Linked DNA regions of Homo sapiens: region 2 is linked to region 1. A link is a loop called in an ENCODE intact Hi-C map of the cell type or tissue named here. Cell type or tissue: GM12878. All regions are shown on one strand. Each heading gives the region's core, and the rest is flanking DNA. Links, peaks and the distances in the headings are about the cores only. Region 1 overlaps GRK3 (G protein-coupled receptor kinase 3). Region 2 overlaps GRK3 (G protein-coupled receptor kinase 3).

Region 1 (5,380 bases), core at 317-5,316:
ACACGTGGGGATATGTGAGGGCCATTAGGTTGCCAGGAACATGTTGGGCAAGGGCAAGAAGTCCCGCAGGGATTGTGGGGATTGTCGTGTTGGGTGGACCTAGTTTCTAATTGCCTGCATTTGCATATCAAAGGTTGCCAGCCCGGCTCTAAGAGCAGGGGCTTTACAAGAAGCTTTTCCCAAGAGGCTTTAAAAAATGAAAACTTCCCAAAACTTTTCCTCCTTGTCTGCCTAAAATACTTTCTTAATAACTCCTACAACATTCCTCCCAGTGGAGACGCCCCACTAGCTGCTGTTAGGAGGTTTTGGGCGACAACTCTTTCTGGCTACTTCCTGCAGAAAAGGGGTGTTGAATGGGGAACAGCAGCTAGGCCTCCTCCTGGAGTCCATCTAAGGGTCCTCAGAAGAATGGCGTGTCCTTGTGTGGTTCAGTTGACAGCACCGTTTGGAGTTTGATTGCTGCTAGGCAAGAAGAAACAATTTGAGTTGTAGTATTGAGTATACAGAGTCCAAATATCAATACAAGACATATCAGTAAGAGGGGGCTTAATAAAGGGGTTAACGAATTCCATCAAGAAGACTGGAATTTATTAAAGAGGGATTGTAGCCACTCGGGACTGAAGCCAGCATTTTCCTTGAGCCTGTCAATAATTTTGATTTGATCTTTAAGTACCTGTAGATTTTCCTTTACTATACTAGAGGTGTTCATCCAAAAGCAGCATGTTTCATTTAAAAGTGCGTCACTAGACCCAATAAAAAGTCCTAGCAGACTTAGTGATAGTAAAACTTTCATGCTTCCTTTTTGTTAGTAACTATTATCCCTGCTATAGAGATAGTAGAGTGAGGACAGCAATTCCCACAAGTGTGGTGTGGTAGGTAATTTCCATCTAAAATTTTACTTGCCAACATATAGAATTCCCCTTTGGGGGTCTGTGAAGTTCCTTGGTTTTATTTTCCCAAACAAAGAAACCTCTGGGTTATGGGCACCTTACTCACTTTCATTACCTGGCAGAATTTGCAAGATAATTGCCCAGAACTAGTATATTGATTCACATGTTTACGTTACCCATCCCTATTTTTTCTTTTTTTCAAGCTGCAGAAGATCACCATTTGATTCACAGGAATAGGCAGAGTTAGTCTAAAATGTAGGCAAAAAGCTTAAAAACAATTAGTGAGACTAGGATTTAATGACAAATATATGATAACCTTTGGAGCAAAATTTTTCTCTCCAGTCCTCATTTTTGGTAAAAACTAATTATGAATAAACTTTAGTCTTATACTTGGCCTGATTATTTGCATAAAGGGCAGCAAGAATGGTTATTTTTACATGGACCTTTTGGATTAGCTTTGATGAAACTCTATTCCACAAGGAATCTTAGACAAGACCCTTAAAGTTGAGCCCAGCCATGGGTTTGTATCCTCAAATACCTGTGAGTTGGGTGATCCTCTCCTCTTGAGGTCCCAAGATAAACTGGGAGCTCCCAGACCTGTTAGAAAGTGACATTCTTTACTGACCACAGGTTAGGAACCCTGTGCAGAGACTATAGACAAGGTATGGGGCCAGTTCTCCCCAAGGGGCTTTTATTGGCTCTACATGTTAAGCTTGATTCCTTAAAGGGAAACACACTGTTTCAGTTAAAGCCTTGGTAAAATAACCAGTTTTTCCAACTGTGTCCTGTTGGCATCCTTTGCCTTTTTTTTCTTTAAACCCCTCCTCTCTTTGTCAAAATAGCAATAAGATCCCCAGCAGAAGAGAATGAAATCAAAACTGACCCCACTTGAATTCATGAAACCACAGAATGTTAGGCCTAAGTGAAACCTCAGAGTCTATGCATTCCAGCCCCTTCATTTGATTGATGACGAAACTAAGGAACACTGGCAGAGAAGTGAGTTGGTAGAACCATGCAGCTTGTCGGTGTGCAGCAGGTCCTGGAATGCAGGGAACACTGACCTTGGGCGGGATGCGGGGATCAGCTCCCTCAGCGTCTGAGGGTATCAGCCAGATCATAGCGTTTGCTGTGCAGTGGGATCGTGAAGAGCCAGGACCTGAAGGAGACCGAGTAGCGCTTACATAGGTTAGTTGTTTAGGGGACATTTCTTTGAGGATGTGATCAGGGGATCATGTGGAGCAGCGTCGTCATCAGCCAGGGCAAGAGGGAGTGCAGTGTGTTTCAGAAACTGCCAGAAGGCCCACGCAGGCAGCTCCTGATGAGAGAAAAGAGGGGAGGCAGGGAACTGCGCAGGAGCCAGGGTTTTGAGTGTGATGGGAAGCTCTGGTGGGTCTTGACCAGGCCCGATGTATGTTTTAAGATCATTCTAGCCTCTTTATGAAGAATGAATTGCTGGGATCAGAGTGGGAGCATGGAAACAGGAAGAAGAATCTGGAGACCCCTGTCGCATTTAGGAAGTCGCCAAAGGTGGCTTTTGTTAGAGTAAGAGCAGCAGAGATGTAAGAATGGGTGGCCTGGGACATATTCTGGAGCCAGAACTGAATAGGGAAGAGAAGACTCAAGGAGTAGTTCAATGCCATAGTTTGGGGGTAAGTGTATACATAGTTTCTGTAATTTAGGGGAATAAATACATTCTATAAAGCATATTTTCTTTTGTTTTTGTTTTTTGAGATAGGGTCTCACTCTGTCACCCAGGCTGGAGGGCGGTGGCGCGATCTTGGCTCACTGCAACCTTTGCCTCCCGGGGTCAAGTGATTCTCCAGCCTCAGTCTCCTGAGTAGCTGAAAACACAGGTGTGTGCCACCACATGTGGCTAATTTTTGTATTTTTTGTAGAGACGGGGTATCTCCATGTTGTCCAGGCTGGTCTCATACTCCTGACCTCAAAGCAATCTGCCTGCCTCAGCCTCCCAAAGGGCTGGATTATGGGTGTGAGCCACCATGCCCGGCCATACTTTCGTAAGTTATTCAAAACTATAGAAGGAGAGGAGCTAGCTAATGCGCAGAAAGATGAAATGACGAGACAGAGTGATGCGGCTACGATGGCATTGGGCCTTCCTAATTCCCGCCGTGTAAGCCCCTGCCTTTGGCTTGTGCTGCTCTCTGTCTCCTGTGTCCTTGTTTGCATCTGTCCCTTCCCACAAGTAACCTCTGCACTTACTTGATGGCACAGCTTTGGTGCAGCCTTAGTGAGCCAGCTCATTTCAGTTCTGTGGTTTCGTTTCATAATGAGTGATTGTTTCTAGTGTAATGTGTTGCCCTTGCCTCTACCAGAACAGATCAAATACCTCACTAATTATCTCCTCCCTGACCAGAAAAACACAAACTAAGAAACCTACACACCTGTATTCATGCACACGCACATATGCACATGCACACCTGGTGTCCTTTCCTCCCTTTCTATTGACATTAATGACACCGCTGTTCTCCAAGCTGTCCAGGATTCAAAGCTCTGAAGCCTCGCTGATGCCTTCTCGTCCTTGTCTCTCCTGCCCCATCATCCTCCATTTCCACCACAGCCACTTTAATTATGCCATTATTACTCTGACCCAGATAGTTCAGGACCTTCCTAACTGGCTATCCTATATTAATTTTTTTCTTTCTCCAGCCCTTTTGTTAAACTTTTAATTTTTGCTGGGAAACATAGCCTCCGGCCAGGAGTCAGGATCAGGCACTTCCAATCTCCAGCTCTTTTCCTGTTATCCGGCAGTCTGAAAACATAGTCTGGTCACGGTGTGATTGCATTCCGAAGCTTTCCTAAGCCCCCACTGCAGGGTGCAGTCAGCTTGTTCCTGTCACTCAGGTACCCAGAACTTGCCTCCATCTTTTTTTTCCTTATCTTTTAATTTCAGCGTTCATTGTGAACATGCGTCATGCTCCTGGCACCCCGCATCTGCTTTCAGTCTGTCTCCCTCTGTGGAAGGCCACCTCCTTTCCTATGCTCTTCAGAGAGATTCACCATTCAAGGATTAGCTTAAAACCCTGATTTCTGGCCAGGCGCGGTGGCTCACTCCTGTAATCCCAGCACTTTGGGAGGCCGAGGCGGGCGGATCACGAGGTCAGGAGATCGAGACCATCCTGGCTAACACGGTGAAACCCCCTCTCTACTAAAAATACAAAAAAATTAGCTGGGTGTGGTGGCGGGCACCTGTAGTCCCAGCTACCTGGGAGGCTGAATCAGGAGAATGACGTGAACCCGGGAGGTGGAGCTTGCAGTGAGCCTAGATCACGCCACTGCATTCCAGCCTGGGTGACAGAGTGAGACTCCATCATTAAAAACAAAAACAAAAACAAAAAACCCTGATTTCTGACTATGAATAATCTCTTTTGATGTTCCTGCTCTACTCATTGTCTGTAGCATTCATTTGGCGCTTACTGTGGAAAGTATAGTACTGTGAGGTGCCTCTTTAATGTTTCCCAACTGATCCTTGAGATCAAAGCTCATCTCTGACGCTATTTTCTCTTTGTAATTCTAAAGCTTCTAGTTCAGTATTTTACACATCTGAGGAATTGACTCTTCTTTTTTGGTTAACTTTCTGTTTCCGCACACAATGATTTTAACTGCCATTAGTATCAAACTGTTATTTGCAGCATTTAATATAAAGAGTGTATATTAGATGATGAATCTCTTTTTTTTTTTTTTTGAGACGGAGTCTTGCTCTGTCTCCCAGGCTGGAGTGCAGTGACGTGATCTTGGCTCACTGCAAGCTCTGCCTCCCAGGTTCATGCCATTCTCCTGCCTCGGCCTCCCAAGTAGCTGGGACTACAGGCGCCTGCCACCACGCCTGTCTAATTTTTTGTATTTTTAGTAGAGACGGGGTTTCACCGTGTTAGCTGTGGGCGGCAAGCCACCCAGGCACCGAGGCAAGAGACCGAGGACACGAGCTGTTCCACTATAATAAAATATAAAACAAGAATAGTTATACCAGATATAGATCTTAGAGATGATTATATATGAATATCATTAATCATTAGTTTGTAGCAATTACTCTTTATTCCAATATTATAATAATCCTCGCTCTGCAATCATAACCTAGGAAAAACCAGGCCATACAGAGATAGGAGCTGAGGGGACACAGTGAGAAGTGACCAGCAGACAAGAGTGCGAACTTTCTGTTATGCCCAGACAGGGCCACCAGAAGGGCTCTTTGGTCTAGCGGTGACACCAGCATCTGGGAAGATGCCCGTTGCCAGGCGGACCGTGGTCTAGCGGCAGCGAAAAGTGTCAAGGAACAACACTCGCTACTTAGCAGACCGGGAAAGGGAGTCTCCCTTCCCCCGGGGAAGTTTAGAGAAGACTCTGCTCCTCCACCTTTTGTGGAGGGCCTGACATCAGTCAGGCTCGCCCACAGTTATCCGGAGGCCTAACCGTCTCCCTGTGATGCTGTGCTTCAGTGGTCATGCTCCTAGTCTGCCTTCATGTTTCATCCT
Region 2 (5,380 bases), core at 271-5,270, 50 kb before region 1:
TAAAAATCACTTTCTCATTCACATAATCTTCCTTTGTTAGTACAGTCACATATCTGCGGACCACTGTAGGTGAAAATGTAGGCTGTCTGCATGGCTATCATTGTCTCTTCTTATTCTCTGGACATTGGCAATGGGGAAATGGAAATGATTAATTTGGCAACTTTTACTCTATTATTGCAAAATCATTTGTATGGTAAGTAATTTGCATGCAAATGGGACTGGATATCCCGGCCCCCCTCTGCTTCTCCTGTGTCTTACTTTTTTAATCTTCCCTTCCTATTTTTATCATTGATTAGAAGTTACAACCCCTGGGCCCTTTTTGATTGCTCTATGAGCCTAAAATGCAGAATAAGTAATAATGTGGCTCTTCATATCCTGTAAATGTTTCTTCTAATTTTGGAAGCCTTCTTTTGGGTCCTCTGCTTCCACTGGAGCATACACATATTTGAATACTTTCTATGTAGGACACTATATAGAGAGCCCATGGCGAATGCAGTGAAAATATTTTTGCGACATATTTTGTAAAATATTTTGTGATAGGTAGTTGGTAAAGGTCAGCTTGATCCAGCCTTGGACCTATACTGTTGTTTGCCACCATTTCCTTCTCCTGCAGTTTCAGGAGCAGAAAAAGATGCTAATGTGAAAATAGCCAGCCCAGACCTCCATCCTTAGTGCACCAGAAAGCCACTGTCATTGCTGGGCCCCTCGTTTTCCTGTGCCATCCCTACTACCTACCAAACTGTCATAGAAGAGAAGGTTCTAAATCAGAAGCCAGACATTAAGGATCTGATTCCACTGGCAGCTTGCTATGGGACCTCTGGAAGTCACTTAAATTTGCTGTATTTAGTTTCTCCATCAGTAAAATACATTATCTATTTCTTTCTGATTGTATAATGTCCCAATAAAAATCTGCCTTGTGAGCATTTTCTGTCTATGCAATACATTTGTAAATAATAGGAAACATTAAAAATTACCCATATTGAATTTCAGACACGGATAACTCAAACAAAAAGATGAGAAGGAATATTAAAAGAAATGATTAAAAACACTTATACTATAGGGTTATTGTTGTTGAGATTATGTGTAGTATAAGATACAAGTACACCTTTAAAAAAGTACAACATAATAGCGAATATTAAGGCAGTCTTGCAAGTGCTGTGGTGCCATGTGCTCTGAGGGAGGAGGGAGTGGGTTTGGGAGGCAGGACTTCTGAAAAGCTGGATGATTGGCTGGAACAGAGAAGAGCAATTGTTGAGCCTTAGACTCATAAGTAGGTTGATTGCCCAGATTTCTCAGTTTTCCTCCTCTAGCTGCTTATTGTGGTACTGTGTGTCTAGAACCTTCTACACATGATACCTTACTCACACTTTTTTTTTTAAAATTATACTTTAAGTTCTAGGGTACATGTGCACAACATGCAGGTTTGTTGTATGTATGTATACATGTGCCATGTTGGTGTGCTGCACCCATTAACTTGTCATTTACATTAGATATTTCTCCCAATGCTATCCCTACCCCTTCCCCCCGCCCCATGATAGACCCTGGTGTATGATGTTCCCCACCCTGTGTCCAAGTGTTCTCATTGTTCAATTCCCACCTATGAGTGAGAACATGTGGTGTTTGGTTTTCTGTTCCTGTGTTAGTTTGCTCAGAATGATGGTTTCCAGCTTCATCTATGTCCCTACAAAGGACATAAACTCATCCTTTTTTATGGCTGCATAGTATTCCATGGTGTATATGTGCCAGATTTTCTTAATCCATTCTATCATTGGTGGACATTTGGGTTGGTTCCAAGTCTTTGCTATTGTAAATAGTGCCGCAATAAACATACGTGTGCATGTGTCTTTATAGCAGCATGATTTATAATGCTTTGGATATATATCCAGTAATGGGATGGCTGGGTCAAATGGTATTTCTAGTTCTAGATCTTTGAGGAATCGCCACAGTCTTCCACAATGGTTGAACTAGTTTACAGTCCCACCAACAGTGTAAAAGTGTTCTTATTTCTCCACATCCTCTCCAACACCTGTTGTTTCCTTTTTAATGATCGCCCTTCTAACTGGCGTGAGATGGTATCTCATCGCACTCACACTTTCTTGCTTGCTTGCTTTCCTCCCTTTCTTCTTTCCTTTCTGTCTTTCATCTATCCATCTATCCATCCCGTAGGCTCTGGGATGGTGGTATCAGTGCCTAAGAGTTGCAAGCCTGCTACTTAAATAGGTGTAACCAGGCAATTAGCAGAGTTGACTCATTCTTTAGAGGTTTTTGTTTCAGAAAAATGAACCAAAAATCATGATCTGAAAGCAGCTGGCTTCATTGTATTGTGCATAAGGTGATTCATTACAGTCTTTCTTAGACATTAACAGATTGTATATGAATAACATAGGATTGTAGTATCTCATGTTTGAAAAGATGTTGGGGGACATCCAATCTAGTTATGCTTTTTGATGAGTGACTTCCCTCTCTAATATCTAGCCACAGGCATCTTTGATGAGCATCTTTGGAAACTGTTGTACCAGAAAGCTCTCTTGTATTACCTTCTGTGCACTGGTCTCTTATTATCCTTTTGTGGTTGTGAGAAACAAGTTTAGTTCCTCAAATGTGACAGATCATCAAATATTTGAAGGCAGCTCCTCTAGCTCAAGATGCCTTTTATAGGAAGCTGTCCCCAGCTCCTTTACTTATTCCTCATAATGCACACTGCTGTGTGTAATCTATGCTCATTAGTCTGAACATTACTGAGCTGAGTAAGAATATCAAAATTTATGAAGACCAAAAAGAGATCTGTAAAATTATCATAATTAATTTAGTAATGGCAAAGCTAGTAATAAATTCTATTTCAAGTGTGTGATTGAGTCCCTCTGAAGTTCCATTTTAGGATTTGGTTCCTTGAATGATTCAAAATTCATTATACCAGTTTGCTTAGGGGATGAATATTTTCATTAGTCAGAGTTTGGAAGCCAGGTATGGGTTACATGTGTATTATGACAACAGCTGCCATTGCTGACTGCTAAGTAGGTACTAGGCACTGTATAATTCTTAGACAATTATGGACTAAAATATTTCAGGAAGAAAGTGAGCTTTAAATATGCAGAAAAAGGTCATAGGATATTAGGGGGTATGTTTCATATAGTCAAAAACATAAAATGACTGTAATCCCAGCACTTTGGGAGGCTGAGGCAGGTGAATCACCTGAGGTCAGGAGTTCAAGATCAGCCTGACAAACATGGTGAAACCCCGTCTCTACTAAAAATACAAAAATTAGCTGGGCATGGTGGCAGGCACCCACAATCCCGGCTACTCAGGAGGCTGAGGCAGGAGAATTGTTTGAATCCAGGAGGCAGAGGTTGCAGTGAGCTGAGATCGTGCTATTGCACTCCAGTCCGTGTGGCAAGAGCGAAACTCTGTCTCAAACAAAGAAACAAAAAAACCAACCAACCAACCAACCAACCAACCAAACAACAACACCAACAACACCACCACCAACAACAAAAACCCATAAAATCCCATTGGCTGGGGAAGACAGCAAGTTTCTTCAATGTCAGCAATAAAACTTTCTTGAATAATATGCTGTTAGTATTTGTGCATTGTGTCATTAAGTCGGTCCATTGATCTTTATTATCTTGTTTGGATACTAATATGTCTGGTTATATTTTCAGGTGTATTTCTTGTAATTTTTTTTGTATCTTTATTGCCTTTGATAAAAGTTTAAATTAAAAATGAGGCCAGGTGTGGTGGCTCACGCCTGCACTTTGGGAGGACAAAGCAGGAGGATTGCTTGAGCTCAGGAGTTCAAGACCAGCCTGGGCAACATGGTGAAACCCTGTCTCTACCAAAAATACAGAAAATTAGCCAGACATAGTGGTGCGCACCTATGGTCCCAACTCCAGCTACTCAGGAAGCTGAGGTGGGAGGGTTTCTTGAGCCCAGGAGGCAGATGTTGCAGTGAGCTGAAATCATGTCACTGCACTGCAGCCTGACAGAGTGAGGTCTCGTCTCAAAATACAAAGAAACAAATAAAACCAAAAACTAAAAGTTGCATGGAATGGCATTTACACAGCTGTTAAATATTGCAGACTTTCATTTTCCTTTGTGAATGTCTAAGGCCGTGATGGTATTTTGGAAACATCTTTTTTAAAAAATATGAGGTATTTGGTGGTGGTGGCGGGGTCTATTCTCTATTTAAAATGGAACGAATCCTAATGGCTAAGTAAGATCAAGGGACTTTAATACACATCTTTAACCTGGTCCTACCTTTTTCAAGTGAATTTTCTTTGTCTTTTTTTATATTATGACACAGTAACTGGGAAGAGAATCATGCAATAAATATCGTCATCACCAGTAAGTCTAGAATAGCGTGCAAAATTTCTGTGCTATCTTTTTTTGTTCCATTTTGGACCTGCTTCTTTCTGTTTTGTTTCTAGTGGCAGTGGAGAAAAGCTTGTTTTTTATGCAAAACATCCCAATAATATAGAAGAGAAAAATTGCACAATAGCAGTTTCTAAGCAATGAATGAGAGGACACGTATGTTGGTGACTTTGTTGTTTCTCTTCATCCCTCCAATAAATAAAACCGAGAGTTTTGTGGACAGGGATTTATTAGAGTTTCATCATTTAGTTGACTGGCTTATTAAATTCCACATGGAAAACTAGCTTGACTCTCCACATTTCTGTCCTTTAAGTAAGGTGACCTGCTTGATGCTGGATTGATGTTTCAAAATATTTTAAAAATTCAGGCTACTCTATAAGAAAAGCTTATTTGGAAACTCCTTCTTTTGAGATGAGAGTTCTAAGTGAAGCGTTATGGCCTATGGTTATGACTAGCTGGGGTAGCATAGATGATGGTGGAGCAGATAGAAACAGCAGGGCAAGTTTGAAGTGCTCAGTGGTGCTAGCCTTTCACAACCCTCTTTCCCTTACTTTCAGGAAACTTATGCTCTAGAACTAGGGTTTGAATTGGGTCAGTATTGAAATGATCTTAGTGAGAGGCCAACTTGCTGGACTTCTCTTCTAGATCTGTAGTTATAAAGGTTAGCTCATTAAACCCAGTGACAGTAGATGGTCATTTATTTCGTGTTTATTACAGTGGATGGTCATTTATTTAGAGTTTAAGAAAACCCCATGGTAGATAGTCATTTATTTAGAGTTTAAAAAAACCCCACTAAGATTTGTAGATGATGTTTTATAGTTTTATATATATTAACTCTTTTTAGTTTTTACAATTATGCTTGGTAGCAGGTAGAAATTTTAAAAAGAAAAAAATTACTCCAGATACATCCATGTGGAGACATTGAGAGGTATATTTTATCTGTTTGAGGACAGCTGGTTTTCTCCTTAGATACTAGTGTCTTGACTGTGGGGCAGGGAGTGGCTTTCAGCCT

The links. Peaks named below come from ENCODE experiments on the same cell type or tissue, not always from the same donor. Only the 100,000 strongest peaks of a DNase experiment are listed, where the experiment ranks them.
Region 2: it touches region 1 in a loop (6-fold over the local background); 4 of 110 quality-filtered maps call a loop at or near these places.

Annotation. Positions count from the first base shown.
Region 1 is chr22:25,620,342-25,625,721 of GRCh38, forward strand. The region is part of intron 2 of GRK3 (G protein-coupled receptor kinase 3); the gene reads left to right. Among named protein-coding and RNA genes, the nearest start is that of GRK3-AS1, 58 kb to the left of the region's middle. RefSeq lists an enhancer at 1-325 and silencers at 3,094-3,143, 3,154-3,223. In GM12878, for the core only: no CTCF peak of the experiment used is centred there; a DNase peak (open chromatin) is centred at 3,170; H3K27ac peaks cover 1,193 bases.
Region 2 is chr22:25,570,489-25,575,868 of GRCh38, forward strand. The region is part of intron 1 of GRK3 (G protein-coupled receptor kinase 3); the gene reads left to right. Among named protein-coding and RNA genes, the nearest start is that of GRK3-AS1, 7.8 kb to the left of the region's middle. In GM12878, for the core only: no CTCF peak of the experiment used is centred there; a DNase peak (open chromatin) is centred at 2,335; H3K4me3 peaks cover 1,458 bases; H3K27ac peaks cover 2,649 bases.